Linked DNA regions of Mus musculus: all the other regions are linked to region 2. A link is a loop called in an ENCODE intact Hi-C map of the cell type or tissue named here. Cell type or tissue: heart. All regions are shown on one strand.

Region 1 (5,000 bases), 1.3 Mb after region 2:
GCTGACTGCAGGTACTAATGTCCCTCTGGCTGTCCTTGCCTCATCTCTGCATTGCTGTGACACCTGCCCTCCTGGCTTCAGCCCTCCTTGCCAGGAGGCTGATCTCCTTTTTCCTGTTTCCCAGGTTACGGTCCCTCAGCCTCTGCTCCACTAGTTCATTTCATGACCCACCGAGAGCCCAGACTGTGGACACTGTCTTACCAAGCGCTGTGCGCATAGCCTTCCTGGGCCTCCGCTGCCAGCACTAGCCCTGCCTGAAGGACACTTTGTGAAACGTTGGCTTCAGATGTTCGGGTAAGAGAAGTTCCCACAGAGGATCTGGGGGGGGGGGGGTAGGGGGGCGTGGAGGGGGAGAAGCATTGAGTAATAGGTCCTAGGGGCTACAATGCAGCTTGCTGACCTGACTTTCATGGAGCTGGGAGTTGGCTTGCCTACTGGTCTCTGCAGAAATGCTAGGAACATTGAATTAAATTTGCCTGTGGTGACTGATGTGTCTTCTGCCACCCCTAGTGGAGTCTGCCTCACCCTTGCCTGCCTTCTCCATTCAGGAACTGGCAGTGATTCGCGGGGATCAGCTGACAGCAGCCGACCTGGTGCCTATCTTCAGTGGCTTCTTGAAGGATCTGGTCAAAGTATGTGTAGGGGTCCTTAAACACCTGTGGGACTTTTTTTGTTTGGTTGGTTTTTTTGTTTTTTGTTTTTTAAGACAGGGTTTCTCTGTGTAGCCCTGACTGTCCTGGAACTCACTCTGTAGACCAGGCTGTCCTCGAACTCAGAGATCCGCCTGCCTCTGCCTCCCAAGTGCCAGGATTAAAGGCGCACTGCGCCACCACTACCCGGTCCTGTGGGACTTTTAAAGGTAGCAGAGGGTTGCAGACACTCAGGCCTTCCTGCAGGCTGCTGAGGCATGGAGCTTGGATGGGCTCTGGGGCCATGGACAGCAGCTCTGCTCCTTTCATCCTGTAGGGGAGATACAACCAGAACCTAGAAATGCACACTCGTGCCTCTGCTGCTGCTCAGAGCCTGTAGGCTATGCTTCTTAGGGAAGGGGTCTGGAGCCGGCGTGGTGGCTCACACCTTTAATCCCAGCACTCAGGAGGCAGAGGCAGGTGGATTTCTGAGTTAGAGGCCAGCCTGGTCTACAGAGTGAGTTCCAGGACAGCCAGGGCTATACAGAGAAAACCTGTCTCGAAAAAACAAAGAAACAAACAAAAAACAAAACAAAAAGGAAAGGGTCTGGATAGCAAAACCCAAGGTTCCCAGAGTGGCCTGGCTTACCTGAGTAGCCGCTTGGTAAAAGGCAGCTCTGTGCATGGGGAGACCTTTTCTGCAAGATGCTAGAGCCACTTCTGGTCCTGCCATTTCCACTTCCCCTTAAAGAAACAATGAGTCTAAAAACAAGGCCTTAGAAGTTCCCTAGACAGAGGAATGTGTCGAGTGGCTGTGACCCAGGGTTGCCTCTAGGGACTTTGGTGGTCGCTGACCCCGCTCAGATCCTGCCTTTCATTACAGATGAGGGGCCTCAGCCAGAGGGGCGGCAGACCTTATCCACTGAACACAAAGACACATCTCCTTGGGTGGGGAAGCACAATGGGTAGCGAGGGGTATGTGGGGTGGGTGGAGTTATGTGCTTCCCCACCAGAGAAAAGACAGATAGCGTTCAAGATAGGCTTGCATTTGGAATCAGCTAGCAACCATGTTAATGTACAACCACATGGAGTTATACGTACCTAGGGTTGTAGGTAGCAAGGTACGAGGAGACAGGCTTTTTGGCTAGTGAGAAACATATAGCTTGCAGAGAAATAAAGGGGGTGCTGGGGTCACCTTGAGCCTGACATGTCATTTATGGGATGTATTCTCAACATTTGCTTCATCAGGACAAGAGGAGAGTGCACCTCTGCCAGCTGCCGAGGTTGGTGGTGACTGACAGCAGCCCGAACTAGGGGTTTCCATATGGACTAGCAGAGTGAGTAAAAACCTGTCTGTGGCCGTGAGAAGCAAGTCGGGAAGCGAGCTTCCTCTTCTTATAATTGACTTCAGAACAGCAGTATAGTGCTCTTTTGGATAAAGAGATTATGTTTTTATTAAGGTATAAACAGAATTCCAAAGCTCTGAGTTATATATGTGCCCCCCCCCCCCCCCCATCTCTGGGGAGACATCCGTTTTCACATGAGGACAAGGCTGAGTCGCTCTGGCATCCAAGTACTCTGCTGTCCTATAAGGCAGTTTATTTGAACCAAATAAAAGATGAATCACCCACTCTTCAGTATTTCCATCTGAATTGGAGTGGGTTTGCAAAGCTTTCTTGAACTTTCAGCTTGCTGCCTTCTCTGTGTAACTCATGCACTTGGACATCCAAGAATATTGGGAAGTGTTGAGGTCTGAAAAGACCTCTCTCGGATGAGACAGCTATTAAATAAAATGTACTCCCCCCCCCCCTTCCCGCCATGCAGCTTTCTTGCGTGCACCACCACATCTGTGTGAAGTACTCTTCACTTCCTATCTGTTGTCAGCCCAAGGAATGTTCTAGGCTTTGCCAGTAATGAAAGAGAGTGTGCTTCAGTGCTTCTTTTCTAGGTGGGGGGATGTGGGGGGAATATATGTGTGTGGGGTGCTCGTTTGTGCTTTTGTGGAGGTACATTACTGTATCTTTAGTTTTTGTTTTCTTTTTCTCCCCACTTAGGTTACAGCTAGTCATCTCACAAATAATTGTCTTCCTGAAGAAATCCATCAGGCTTTTGCAGCTACGTAGGATATGATTTGGCCGGTGCCGGGGGCAAACTGGAAGATTTTCTCTTTGCTGTGAGCTTTAATCATTATCCTTAATTTGAGAGGTTGAAGTTTAGTCATTATGTCATGTTCGCAGCACACTCCTGCAAAAAGAACTGAGAAAAACAAGCCTGTGCCCGGCGCGGCGACCCTGCGCCCCCTGGCGGCGGGTGCTGGGCGAGCCCCCGGCGTCCCGGGCCCTATCTCCCATCGCTTGGCTTATTGCAGTGGCCGGTTGCGATAACGGCTGCGCCCGGCGCGATATTGGCCTCATTTTCCCCCCGCAGACGGCGGGAGCGATATGAAGCCGTTCGCCGCGGCCCGCTTCCTCCCCGCCCTTTTTCATTTCCTCTGCCCGCGTGCAAATCACACCACTCTCTCTCACCCGAGCCGAGCAGGGCCGCAGCAAGCGAGACAGAAAGAATGAGGGGGAAACACCTAGCGAAAAACCGAAGGGAAAAAAAAGAGCGAGGGAAAAGACCTAGCGAGAAAAAGAGAGGGGGTTAAAAGACCTGCCGAGAAAGGGCGAGAGGGAAAGACCTAGCGAAAACCCGAGGGGAAAAAAGAATGAGGGAAAAGACCTAGCGAGGAAAAGCGACGGGTAGATGTAGCGAAAAACCGAGGGGGGAAAAGAGCGAGGAAAAAGATCTAGCGAGGAACGGCGAGGAGGAAAGACCTAGGGAGAAAGAGCGAGGGGAAAAAAAAAACCTAACGAGGAGGAGCGAGAGGAAAAGACCTGCCGAGAAAGAGCGAGGAAAGAAAACCTAGCGAGCAGGAGCGAAGGAAAAAGACCTGCGGGAAAAGATCAAAGCGGGAAAAATTAGCGAGCAGGAGCGAGGGAAAAAGACCTGCCGAGAAAGATCGAGGGAGAAAAACAAAAAAAACAAAAAACAGCGAGCAGAAGCGAGGAGGAAAAACCTGCCGAGAAAGATCGAGAGGAAAAAAACAAAACAACACAAACCTAGCGAGCAGGAGCGAGGAGGAAAAACCTGCGGAGAAGGAGCGAGGGGAAAAGGGCGGCCGAGTCAGACGGCTAAGTGGGGAAAGCGCGCGAGGAAGTGGTGTGAAAAAAGGATAAAGATTGAGAAAGAGCGGGCGAAAAAGCTAGGGGAAAGCGGTCTAGAAAGAAGAACCACGGGGCAAGAGCGATGTTGAAAATGAAGGAAGGAGTGAGAAGAAAAAAAAAAAAAAACGGAGGAGAAAGAACAAGGGAGAAACGGCGAGAAAAAGAGCGCGGGCGCCGCCATCCGCCGCTCGGCTCCTCGCTCCGGCTCGCCAAGGCGACCGGGCAACTGCTGCAGCCCGTAGCTGCTTTTAAGTGGTCTGGTGTAGGGCAGACTTTGTGTGTGTTTAAACCATAACCGGACCTGGGAGCCTCAAACCCTGAACGCACGAACCCCTATTTTACAAAGCGCTTGGGTGCACAGTACACGGCGGCTTCGGCACGCCCGCTGCTCCCGCTACCGCTGCGCCCGCGCGCGGCCCACTTGGAAAGGAGCAAGAATCCATTAAATGTGGTAGGGGTCCCCCTGCTTGTTCTTATAGGCAACACAGCTGCTCCTGATCTTGGATCTGTAGACTTCAGCGACGTTAGCGGTTGCCTGAAACACGTTGCCCTGAAGTTGTGCACAAAGTTTTTCGAGTGCGCTGCATTTCATTCAATCTAGTAAGGAGCCGCTGGCCTTGCCCGTAGCACATTCTTGTAAATAGCTCTCTTTCTGTTTCCGTCTTAACTCCATTATTTTTTTTTCTGGGTTCTATTTGTCATTTTCTCTATAAGCCCAGCTTTTAATTTTTGCAGTTAGAAGCTATATTGTTTCATAAATTTTCAGGATAGCCTATTAATTTTATGCTTCCATAATGGGAACTGTGCAGAAATAATTTTGTATATGAAACTCTTTAAATAATAATGTAGGTTTTTTGTTTGTTTGTGCATGTGTATGTTTGTTGTTGAATTCTCCACAGCTTTGTAGAACAGTTCATGATGAGCAAAGCCTCGGGCAGAAGAGGCAATCCTGGTCTTTATGGACGTCTCCCAGCCCTAGAGAAAAACACAGTCTTACTTGAAAATAGTGATTTTTAAGATTTCTTGATGATAATGAAATTTTATAAAAATGCCATGCCCTCAAAGGTAACAGTGTACTCATTTTGAAGGGTGATGGTTTTAAAACTGGGCCCCTCATGCTGGATGTATTTGTCTAATGTTACTACCCTGATTTTTCCATTTCCCT
Region 2 (5,000 bases):
GCTGGCTTAGCCTGCCGTAGAGGAGAACATGGGCTTCCTTATAACATAGCGCCTGCCATGTTGAGGCTGCCCAGTGTCCCCGGGCCTAGTAGGGCCACAAGTTACCATCCCATCTGGCCGTATCACAGGTATGTCCCTACTCTCCCTGCTCCAGTTGGTACAAGGAGCCCAGGAGCTAGTGAGGGCCCCAGGCCCTCCCCCGAGCTGCAGGGTCTAACGCTGGGACCAGAGGCCCTGGGTGATGGAAGACAGGCAGGCCAGTGATGCTTATTAGAATTTTCTTTCTGACCCCCAGCTTTGAGGCTATCGTTTCTGAGGTCTGCACGGATGATCTGTCTATACAGCTACATGAACAACCTTTGACATAGCTTACGGTTTTCTCCAGTGCAAGGAGATCTAGCAGGGTAAACATTGTCGGAACTAACTTCACTGAGGTCACACTGCTCTGTCCCCACCGTCTGTTCCTAGCTGTTTTGAAGTGGTGACTTGGGGTCCAACCTCAGTACCTGGAAATTCCCATGTTTGCTTGGCAAGTCTATTTCTGTTTATCCACAGTAGATGGAACAACAGACATGGTAAGTGATGCTGCCAAAGGAGTTACCACTAGAGAAGCTTGCCCCTCTCTATATACTTGCACTTGTGTATGTCACACACACACACACACAGAGAGAGAGAGAGAGAGAGAGAGAGAGAGAGAGAGAGAGAGAGAGACTTATGGTAAGTAGCCCAGGCTAACCTTGAACTTACCCTGTTCAAGGCTTTTCTCAAACTCCTAACCTTCCTTTCTCCACCTTTCCAGCGTTGTGGTTAGGAGGCCTGTGTACACCAGTGCACCCAGCTCACAGCTTCCTTCTTCTTCCCACCCATCTTGCAGTCCTGGGGATTGAACTTGGGGCCTCATGAATGCTATGTAATAAGTGCTAGTGTAATAAGTGTAAGGCTATGTAATAAATGTAATAAGTGCTATGTAAATCACCGAAGCTCCCCACTAGCTCCCTCACCCCCAGCAACTGTTAGCTGCTCACATTGTAGGGAAAAGGAGAGACTCCCTGGGCCTGGTGGACCTCATGAGTCCTCCCATTTTCAACAAGGGAAGGTTAACAAGGCTTCATCTACAGAGGGTCTTGTTTGAGTGATCACAGCAGCTCTGATGTATGGACGTGTCCAACCCAATGAAACAGCCACATGACACTTAGCTCTGCTGCTCCTTGTTGTAGGACCCTGGAGAAGGCTTTTTCCTCCCCTGACCTCAGTTTCCCTATCTGTTAAATGGGCACAAAAACTGGCCCAATGCAAAAAGCCAACATATGAGAGCATTGAACGACACCATATGAGGTAAGATGCTGGATGTGAGCAGATGTTTCATAGACATATGACGGCCCACTGGCTGGCCATGCGCGGCCAGAGGTGAGCCCGCCCACAGGGCTGCAGCTCAGTCAGAGCCTTGGTTTAGAACCGTATTCTTCCACTTCCAGTGTTTTGCCTTAGTTTTTGAATCTGCAACATGGGCACTATACTGCCTCTTCCTTGCATGAAGTCGAGGAAGGATGGCACACCACTCCCCAGCCACAAGCAGTCTGGGTACCAGATTTTAGGCCAAGAGTGCTTGGGGCGTTGCTGAGCGAGGAAAGGGAGAGGCAGAACCGCCCGCAGTTACTCCTGTTGCTGCTGCGCTGCCTTTCGGGTTCTGCGTGGTGTAACAGAGCGTGACTCACCCCTGTTTTCATTCACGAGTTCAGGCACCCACTTTAAATAGACTTCACTTGGGATCTACCCTGGGATAATTACTTAATGTGCCATCTAATCGGAGATCTAATTAACGCAGGCGTTCTCTGACAGCCATCACGGAGCGCAGAAAGCAGGTAGGCGCAAGGCTGTCACCTGGATCCTTGAGGAGGTGTCTGAGGCCTGGGAGCAACCCCGGAGCAGCAGAGAAAGGCTACAGAGCACTAGCACCCTCACCCTGTGACTTTCGAGGCGACACAGGAACAAGGGGTACAGGCTCTGGAGGCCTGACCCCTGCTGCTGACCCGGAAGGGCAGTGTTTAGTGCTTGCATTGCTATGGTGGGGTGGGACCGCGATGGCGGGCCAGTGCCTTCTCTGAGGAATGGCAGTGTGGAGAGGGAAATGCTGTGGGGTCCAATGAATAATGCTTAGGTCACATCAGAGGAAGTGTGCTGGAAGTAGATCCCGGCAGTGGGCTTGTTGACGCTGCACTAGTCTGAGCATCGATTCTGCACTCAACTAACTCTCACACGACCACTGCACCTCCTATGAGCCCCAGAATTCCAATGTCCATTCCAGTGACCTCTCCAGTGACAAAGGGCTCTCTGGAAAGCCCTGCTGGCCTCAGGATGAGACAGTTAGCTGCTGTTTTCAGTTATTCAACCTCGACTCCTCAGGAACCAGTGAAGAACCAAATTCCAGGAGAGCCCAACGTGTTGGAGTTGTCCAAAACAAACATCACCCAAACGTCCAAGGAGATGAGGTAACAACGCTAAGGTCCAGCCGCAGCCCCCGGAAGTGCAGGTGGCCACTGAGCACAAAACTAAGTTTACAGATATGTCAGTAACCTCACTTTGCAGGAAGGGATTCCTCAGATCAAAGTCCAAGAGGAGGTCAGGGGTCAACCTCCATTGTGACACTTCTAAACCCCACCATCCAAAATTCCCAAGGAGTGGCAGCTGGGGCCAGAAATGGAGGGACCAGAACCACAAAACACAAACAAGGGTCCTTTGGCTGCGTTGACGTCTTCAAACAGCCCTGCTCAAGGTATGGTCACTCACTATATTATACTTAATATAATATTATTTATAGGGCCAGTCACTTTATTATATTTAATATTACTTGTATTAGATTTATATTAGGTTCAGGAGCTCTGAAGACCCAGAGAATATTCCAGAGGTAATGCTTCTGTCTGGCCCCAGAGGGTGCTATTGCCTCACAAATGAAATACCTTCCCTTTGCAGAGCCTAGAAGTTTCCATGCACAGAGAATCTTCCAGAGTTCTTTGGCTGGTCCCCCTTTTCTGCAGAGGAAGTCTTTTCAAACCCTGTGGCTGGAGCAAAGAGCAGGACCTGTCAGAGCTGGGACACTGTTTGTTGATTGTCACTGTGTGTCCAGTCTGTTGCAATGTGTCAGAGAGTATTACCACGTATCAAAGCCTGGCCCTCTGCTCTATGGGCTACATACCTTTCCTCTTACATACTCTACTGTGTGGTGTGGACATTCTGTCCCTATGCTGTAGGGCCTTATAGAAACTGGACACTTGCATGAGGTCCCAGTGTCCCCAAAAGGACCTGGGACTGCATGATAGTACCCTTGCGTCATTTGGGGACTTTGTGATCCTAAATTTCAGCGGATCCCTCTGGTGTTCAGGAGAACACATGTCTGTAAGGCATTTCCGGTTCCTTCTGGCCCTGCTGCAGGGCCCTCGGGCCTCCAGGCTCCCTTGGAGGTGTCTGGCAGCCAGCAAGTCCTTGGGAAAGGTCCTGCTCAACAATGAGCTCTGGCCAGATGTTCTGGGGTTTTGAGCCATATTTTTTATGACCCAAGAAGGACCCTTTCCATCATTTTTAAGGAAGGGAAGAACTCAATGAGTGGGAAAACTGGGTTTAGGGTGTCTGTTTTATACTGTAATGTGCAGAGGAGGCCAAGGTTGGGGTCTCTTTATAGCTTCAGCTGAGCCAGCAATGTTGAAGGCCATAAGTCAGGCAGGGGATACAGGGTTGAAGAGAAGTGTTTTCTTCTCACAGTTATTTATGCACAAGAGGGAGAAGGAAGAGGAGGAGGAGAAGAAGAGGGAGACCTAGGATAGGAGATGGACAAGGCAGCCATGAGCACCACCCTCCTTTGCTTGCCTTATGCCAGATCACACACCGGGTTAATGATCTGGACCCAGCCTTCACTGGGAAAAGGAGGAGAGCAGTAACAAAAGATGTTGGACATGCTCCTCTGGCCTACGCGCACACACACACACACACACACACACACACACACACGTGCACACACACACATATACACACACATATACACAGAGACACACACACATGCACACACAGACACACACACACACACACATACCACACACACACACTCAAAACATACAAAAATAGGAAGTTAAAAAAAAGAGCATCATTAGGCAAAATGTGCTAACTGAACGAACACCAACTGAAATGAACTGGGCATGCTGGGATCTTAGGGGGCAGAGCATGGCCCCCCAGGATAAAGGTTTTCTAAATCACCTAGTGTCTAACCAGTCATTCTCTCTTAACATGAACCATGTCTGGTCTTCAAGAAGCTCACGACCAGCATCCCAGGGCTTGAGAAGACAAAAATGGCAGCTGAGAGCTTTTCAACATGGTAGGCATTCCAAGCTTCCAGTGGGCTTTGTCCAGCATGCTCTAATGAGGCAAAGACAGCCCTGCAGCTGTTAACTAACCCACAGAAGCTTTTCTTGGTGGCTCCTCTTGCAGCTGCTGAGAAAGGGTCAGAGAAGGGAGGGCGCACAGGAAGTCCCTATCCGTCCCCACTGGCAGTGGCTCCAATGAGCATATGCCTCCCACAGACCCCATCAAGGGCTGCCTGGGACTTCATGTGATGAATTGGTTCTCTCCGGGTGAGCTTCCTCCTGCTTTTCAGGGGCAGGAAGGTCTGTCAAACATTGTTGAGCATCGTGGTTTGAATCAAAATGACTTCCAATAGGCTTGTATGGAGTAGCAATATTTGGGGGTGTGGTCTTGTTGGAGTAGGTGTGACCTTGTTGGAGGAAGTGTGTCACAGGCTTTGAAGTTTCAAAAGCTCAAGCCAGGCCCAGTGTCACTCTTTCTTCCAGCTGCCTGCTGATCCAGATGTGGAACTCTCAGCTCTCTTTCCAGCACCACATCTGCCTGCACAGGACCTTGCCTCTCAGCATGACAATAATGGACTGAACCTCTGAACCTTTAGATGTTTCCCTTTCTAAGAGTTGCTGTGGTCATGGCATCTATTCACAGCCATA
Region 3 (5,000 bases), 590 kb after region 2:
ACTAGCTAAGGGAAGTGATCTTACTGACAAGTAGTTCTTAAGGCCCCATAGACTTCAAAAGCTCAGAAAAAAAGGAAGCAAGGGGGGGAGAGGAATCCAGACTCCTTTCCCCTGTTTCCTACCAGAGTGAGAAGGTTAAACTAAGTCAAGGATCTGTGAAGAGATGGCAGAAGGAGGGAACTGGCCTCTGTACATACGCCTGGGGTGGGGGAAGCCAAATAAAGAACCCTGGGACCCATGGTTAATAAATACTTCTTAGCTACACATCTGGGTGAGGAGCCAGAGATAAGGACACTCACAACAGGGCAGGGGCTGGAGTGAGGTTTGGGGCTGGGGGTCAGGGCTAGGGGCGGGGTTATAATCTTATGACTTCATTTTAACAATAACATTACTCCTAAAAGAAAAAGGGCCAGGCCAACTCTGAGGCATGGGAAAGTTTTCAGTCCTGTGGGAAGTGAAAGTGGGCATTGTGTCCCCAGACGGGATTAGGGGCTCTAGGAGGGTGAGGTACCTGTTAAGGCAAGGATTTGTGTGCTTGGAGTTGGTCTGAGAAAGAACGCCATCAAATCACAGCAGATCAAAACTTCATCCCCTCCAGTGTGTTCAAACTAAGTGCCCAGGGACCCAAGACAGGATGATCCCTCCTCCCCACCCACCCCCACCTTTGAAATATGGGGCGGTTTTCTGTTTAGGTTGTCTACATTTGATCTAGAGAATTCTACCAGTTCCCACATTTGCAAGCAGACCCAGCTATTCTGAGCTCTTTGCTGACCTCTGGTGGGTAGGCCCATCGGTACTAGAACAGGCTGCTTACCTATACCCATATCACTAACACCTGGGGACAGCCTTGAAGTTCACATATCAGAAGCCCTGAAAGTGGGGGTAAAGAATCAAAAAAGAAAGAAAGAAAAAGAAAAAGAAAAGAAAGAAGGAAAGAAAGAAAAGAAATGGAAAAAAACACCCTTTTAAACCTTCAGGAAAAGAAAACAAAAGATAAACAAAAGCGGGCAAGAGAGAAGGAAAGTTGTAACAAAGTTTGAAAAGAATTGACTAGCAGAGTACAGAAATGTTAGCCTGAACTAATATTTTGTATCTTATTTCTCTGATTGTTACATTTTAGAAGAGAAATAGAAGAAGCTATGGAGAATGAAGTACTAAGGCTGGCCTTAGTGGCCGAGGGTAAGTTCCCAGCAGAGTCTGCAGCCCCTTCTAGGAAGGCCCATGTACCTTCCTCAGTAGCTGTGGAGGAGGCAGGGCAGTGGGATCAGGGCAAGTACAAAGCACTGTCTTTGGGACCTAGTCCTTATGTATGCATTTCTTTTCCAGCCCTTGGCTGGGTGAAAAGGGATGAACTTTGTGACCTCTGCTGCTACACAAGATAGCTCCAGGCAGGGGACCCAGAAATAGTCATTTGTTAAAGGACAAAAGATGGCCTAAGATGTTTTTCCTACACCACCTGCCATTTTGGTAAGGACAAAGGTGTGTGTGTGTGTGTGTGTGAGAGAGAGAGAGAGAGAGAGAGAGAGAGAGAGAGAGTGTGTGTGTGTGTGTGTGTGTTATACCTGGGGGGAGCAGAGATGCTAACCAACACCTTCTATTTAAAAGTTCTCCTAACAGAATTAAAAGATTCTAAACTGGGAAAGAACCCCACCCCCAACCTTTTCCCCAAAAGACAGAAGGATGTTTAGGGTCTCAGAACTGTTCCTGGCAGAAGGAGAGCTTAGCACTGTTACACAGAAAGCCAAAGCGGGGGGGAGAGAAGGGGCTTCCAGGTTTGCACCCCACTGTATTTTATCTTTCTGACCTCCTAAGGTCTACAAAGTGGGGATACTTGTCACCAGATATCAATTGCTGTCCTGAAACCTTAAACAAAAAGCAACAACAACAACAAAAAAAACCCAAAACAACACATTCTTAGGCCTGGGGCGGAGCTACGTCCCTGGGAAGGAAGATAAAGGGAGGGGGCTGCCTGAAGCAGGCGCAGGCTTGAATTTTCTAACACCAGGCTCTCAATTGTAAACTCGGAGCGCCATCTGCCAGCCAGTTCTGAACAGCCCTCCTTTGTTTCGATTTTCCTACTTCCCAGCCCTAAACAGTGGGCTCCCTTCTTTCCTTTAAAGTATATATGTATTTTATAAATTCTGGCTCAGAAAGGTTCTCCCTAGAAAAAGATCCTACTTTAAAAGAAAAAAATCTGAAAATGAAAAGAAAAATAAAACAAGAAGAGAGAGAGAACAGGAAAAGAACAAACAGGTAAAATGCCCCAGGACCTTTTGTTTCCTCCCTCCTGCTGTGAACTTGGGGTGCAAATGAGATGGGCTCCCTTTTCTACTTAAGGCAATCAGGCTCTTCCTTCCTTCCTCCCGCTGGGAGCTACCTCAAGGACTCCCCCGGGTGAAAGTGTTTTACTTCTGGGCACCTTGAGTCTGGGGGTGAGCTTTCGCTACATTGGTTTTAGATTTGTCTGCCAAATAAATTGAGTTTCTACTCTGTGCCCCACTTTCTCCAGATGTTCCTGGCCTAAAACCCCTTGTGAGTACTTCATACACATAGACCTGGGAGACATGGGAAGTTTCTGGCTTCCTCTTAAAGGAACTCATGAAATTTGGTACCTCTTTGGCCATGGCAGAACCTCAGGTAAGCTTGAATACTTCAAGATGTATCATCAGTCTTTCCTGGACATCACTTGGCAAGCAAGCACATGGAACTCTAAACTCAAGTGTTAGAATCAACCAAGGTCCCAGCAAAACCCCTGAGCTTAAACCAGTGCTCTCTCCATCATCCTAGGACCCTCTGCAAACACTGGAGATTCTCTGTACACCACTCCCCCAACTATTGGACTTTCTTCCCCATTGAGACAACATAGGAAAGTGATAACATGGAACATTTCCAAATACTCCCACTAGAAAGTGGGATTCCCTCCTAAGTGTACATCTTAAATCCTCACTTGCATATCTGCTTGGCAAAACAAAATGACCTTCTGTGCTCTCCTCCTAAGAGCAAAAATGAAAGAAACTGAAGTCACATGAATGCTGAAGTATAAATAGCCCAGAGTTTTTTGGCTACCCAACTTAAAAAAAAAAAAAAAAACTTTCCCCCTAACATCTGGCATTGGATTCTGAGTTCTGCCTTGAGTCTTCTAAGCATTTCCTTGGAAAGATGTTGTACTTGGTCCCAGGCAAAATCTCAAAATCAACATTCTGAGGTTTTAATTTCTAGGATTGTGCATTGAGGCAGTGAGGAGGTTTTTGGGGCACTTTGCTTAGCAGAACCTGAAATTCTCTAAGCGAATCTGCAAGAAGTTTGGATGTCAAATGCTGGTTCCCCATCTGACATGGCCGGCATCTAACTGCTCAGACCCAATCTGTTTTGACTGATTCACCCTAATCTTTACCCTGATAGCTCACTTTAAGATATGAAAATCTTAAGTTCTTGAAGACGAGGAAAATACTGGAAAATGCCTTTGCTTTTAAGAAGTTAGAAGCTGGGAGTACAGTCCCAATCAGCATGGCATAAAGCCTTGCATTCAGCCCCAGGAACTAAAGAACTGAGACAGATAAGGTGCTGGTTGGTGACTTGGGCCCACTAAAGTGACAACTAAGCCTTGACCTGAAGGGTAGACATGGGGATAGATGCTGATGCTACTTTTAGGTGGGGACATAGCAACCATTTTATCAAAGCCCTAAATGCAATCCTTTTGACCAGAAAATGTCTTTGGTCAGGAACTTCTTCTGGAACCACTGTTTCCTTTCTGACAATCTCCTCCTTCTTCTTCCTCCTCTTCCCCCTCCTCACTGTGGTGGTCACCTCACTTTCATTACCACACACAAAGGTGGCAGGTCACCTTTCCGTGGGTGGATGGCTGTCTTTGGCATGTACCTCATTAAGGCTGGTGTGCACAGGTTAAGTGAAGGTACTTTTAGTATCTGTGAGTACACGGGAGGTACAGGTCCCTCCCTTGTTGTCTGGATATTCATATCCCTTCTACAGTAACAGAATTTACCAGTGCACACCAGGCAGAGGGAACAGGCTAGCACGATGCTAATTATTACAACTTAAAGAGCCCTATGTACAACTATAAAGTTAAAAAAAATCAATGTATGCCCCTGATACTGGCTACCCACTGACTAGTTAGGTATTAACCTATCAGAGTCCTAGACCAATACATTGTTTATTTGCCTGAAATAATTTCTTCTTCTCTCCTATTTAGGGTCATCTGGGGGTCACTCTCAGACATGTGTGGAAATTGCTTCTATTCAAGAATGTAGTGTCCAAGATTAGTGTGCACATTGCTGATTGGTTAGTAAAAGGGACAACTTTCCTTCAGATGGCTTATCAGTAGATGAACAAGCTATACCATGTGCGATGTCTAGCTTCCTCAGGACAAGGGATAGAGGGGAACTCTCAACCATGTGTGACATTTAGTGGACACTAGAAAGATTTGGGCTATCATACTTAATTGTGGGAAGGTGGTGGTGGTGGTGGTGTGTGTGTGTGTGTGTATGTGTGTGTGTGTGTGTGTGTGTGTGTGTGTCTGTGTGTGGGTGTGTGATGTGTGTAGTGGTGGCTGTTGTTAATATGTTGTTAGTAGTAGTATGTATGTGTAAAATGTGTGTAGTGGTAGCTTTTGGTGATCATGGTGGTGGTTTGTATGTTCATGTACATATGTGTGTATATGTGTACATGTGTGTGTGCTTGTGTGTGTGTATGTGTGTGCACGTTTATGTGTGTCTGATATTAGATATCTACAGTGCACAGAACAGGTCCCAGCCCCCGTGACAAAATGTCAATGGAGTTGCTTAGAAGATCCCTTTGTTAAATAGATACCCTTTAAATGTTCCTATAGTCTCAGTGCATAGCTAAAAAGAATAAGTCATAGCTCAAAATATACAAAATGTGGAGGTGCGGGCAAAGAATGAAAGTAAAGTAGAGTCCTTCCCACCTTGCTGGCCTTCCCTGTCCTCTCTCTCCTGCCTTATACCCTCTCACCATCTAGTGGC

The links. A loop is a pair of places that touch in the nucleus more often than their neighbours do. Peaks named below come from ENCODE experiments on the same cell type or tissue, not always from the same donor. Only the 100,000 strongest peaks of a DNase experiment are listed, where the experiment ranks them.
Region 1: a loop joins it to region 2, with 7 times the contacts of the local background. A loop is called at or near these places in 11 of 42 quality-filtered maps.
Region 3: it touches region 2 in a loop (7-fold over the local background); 28 of 42 quality-filtered maps call a loop at or near these places.

The regions. Positions count from the first base shown.
Region 1 is chr2:173,584,799-173,589,798 of GRCm38, reverse strand. It overlaps the pseudogene Ppp4r1l-ps. Among named protein-coding and RNA genes, the nearest start is that of Ankrd60, 9.0 kb to the right of the region's middle. In heart, no CTCF peak of the experiment used is centred here; a DNase peak (open chromatin) is centred at 3,019; H3K4me3 peaks cover 1,978 bases; H3K27ac peaks cover 434 bases; H3K27me3 peaks cover 1,095 bases.
Region 2 is chr2:174,898,765-174,903,764 of GRCm38, reverse strand. No RefSeq gene overlaps it. Among named protein-coding and RNA genes, the nearest start is that of Gm40017, 17 kb to the left of the region's middle. In heart, a CTCF peak has its summit at 2,919; a DNase peak (open chromatin) is centred at 3,414; H3K27ac peaks cover 403 bases.
Region 3 is chr2:174,308,091-174,313,090 of GRCm38, reverse strand. The region is part of intron 1 of Gnas (GNAS (guanine nucleotide binding protein, alpha stimulating) complex locus); the gene reads right to left. Among named protein-coding and RNA genes, the nearest start is that of Gnas, 13 kb to the right of the region's middle. In heart, CTCF peaks have their summits at 592, 791 (motif pointing left) and 2,039; a DNase peak (open chromatin) is centred at 770; H3K27ac peaks cover 232 bases.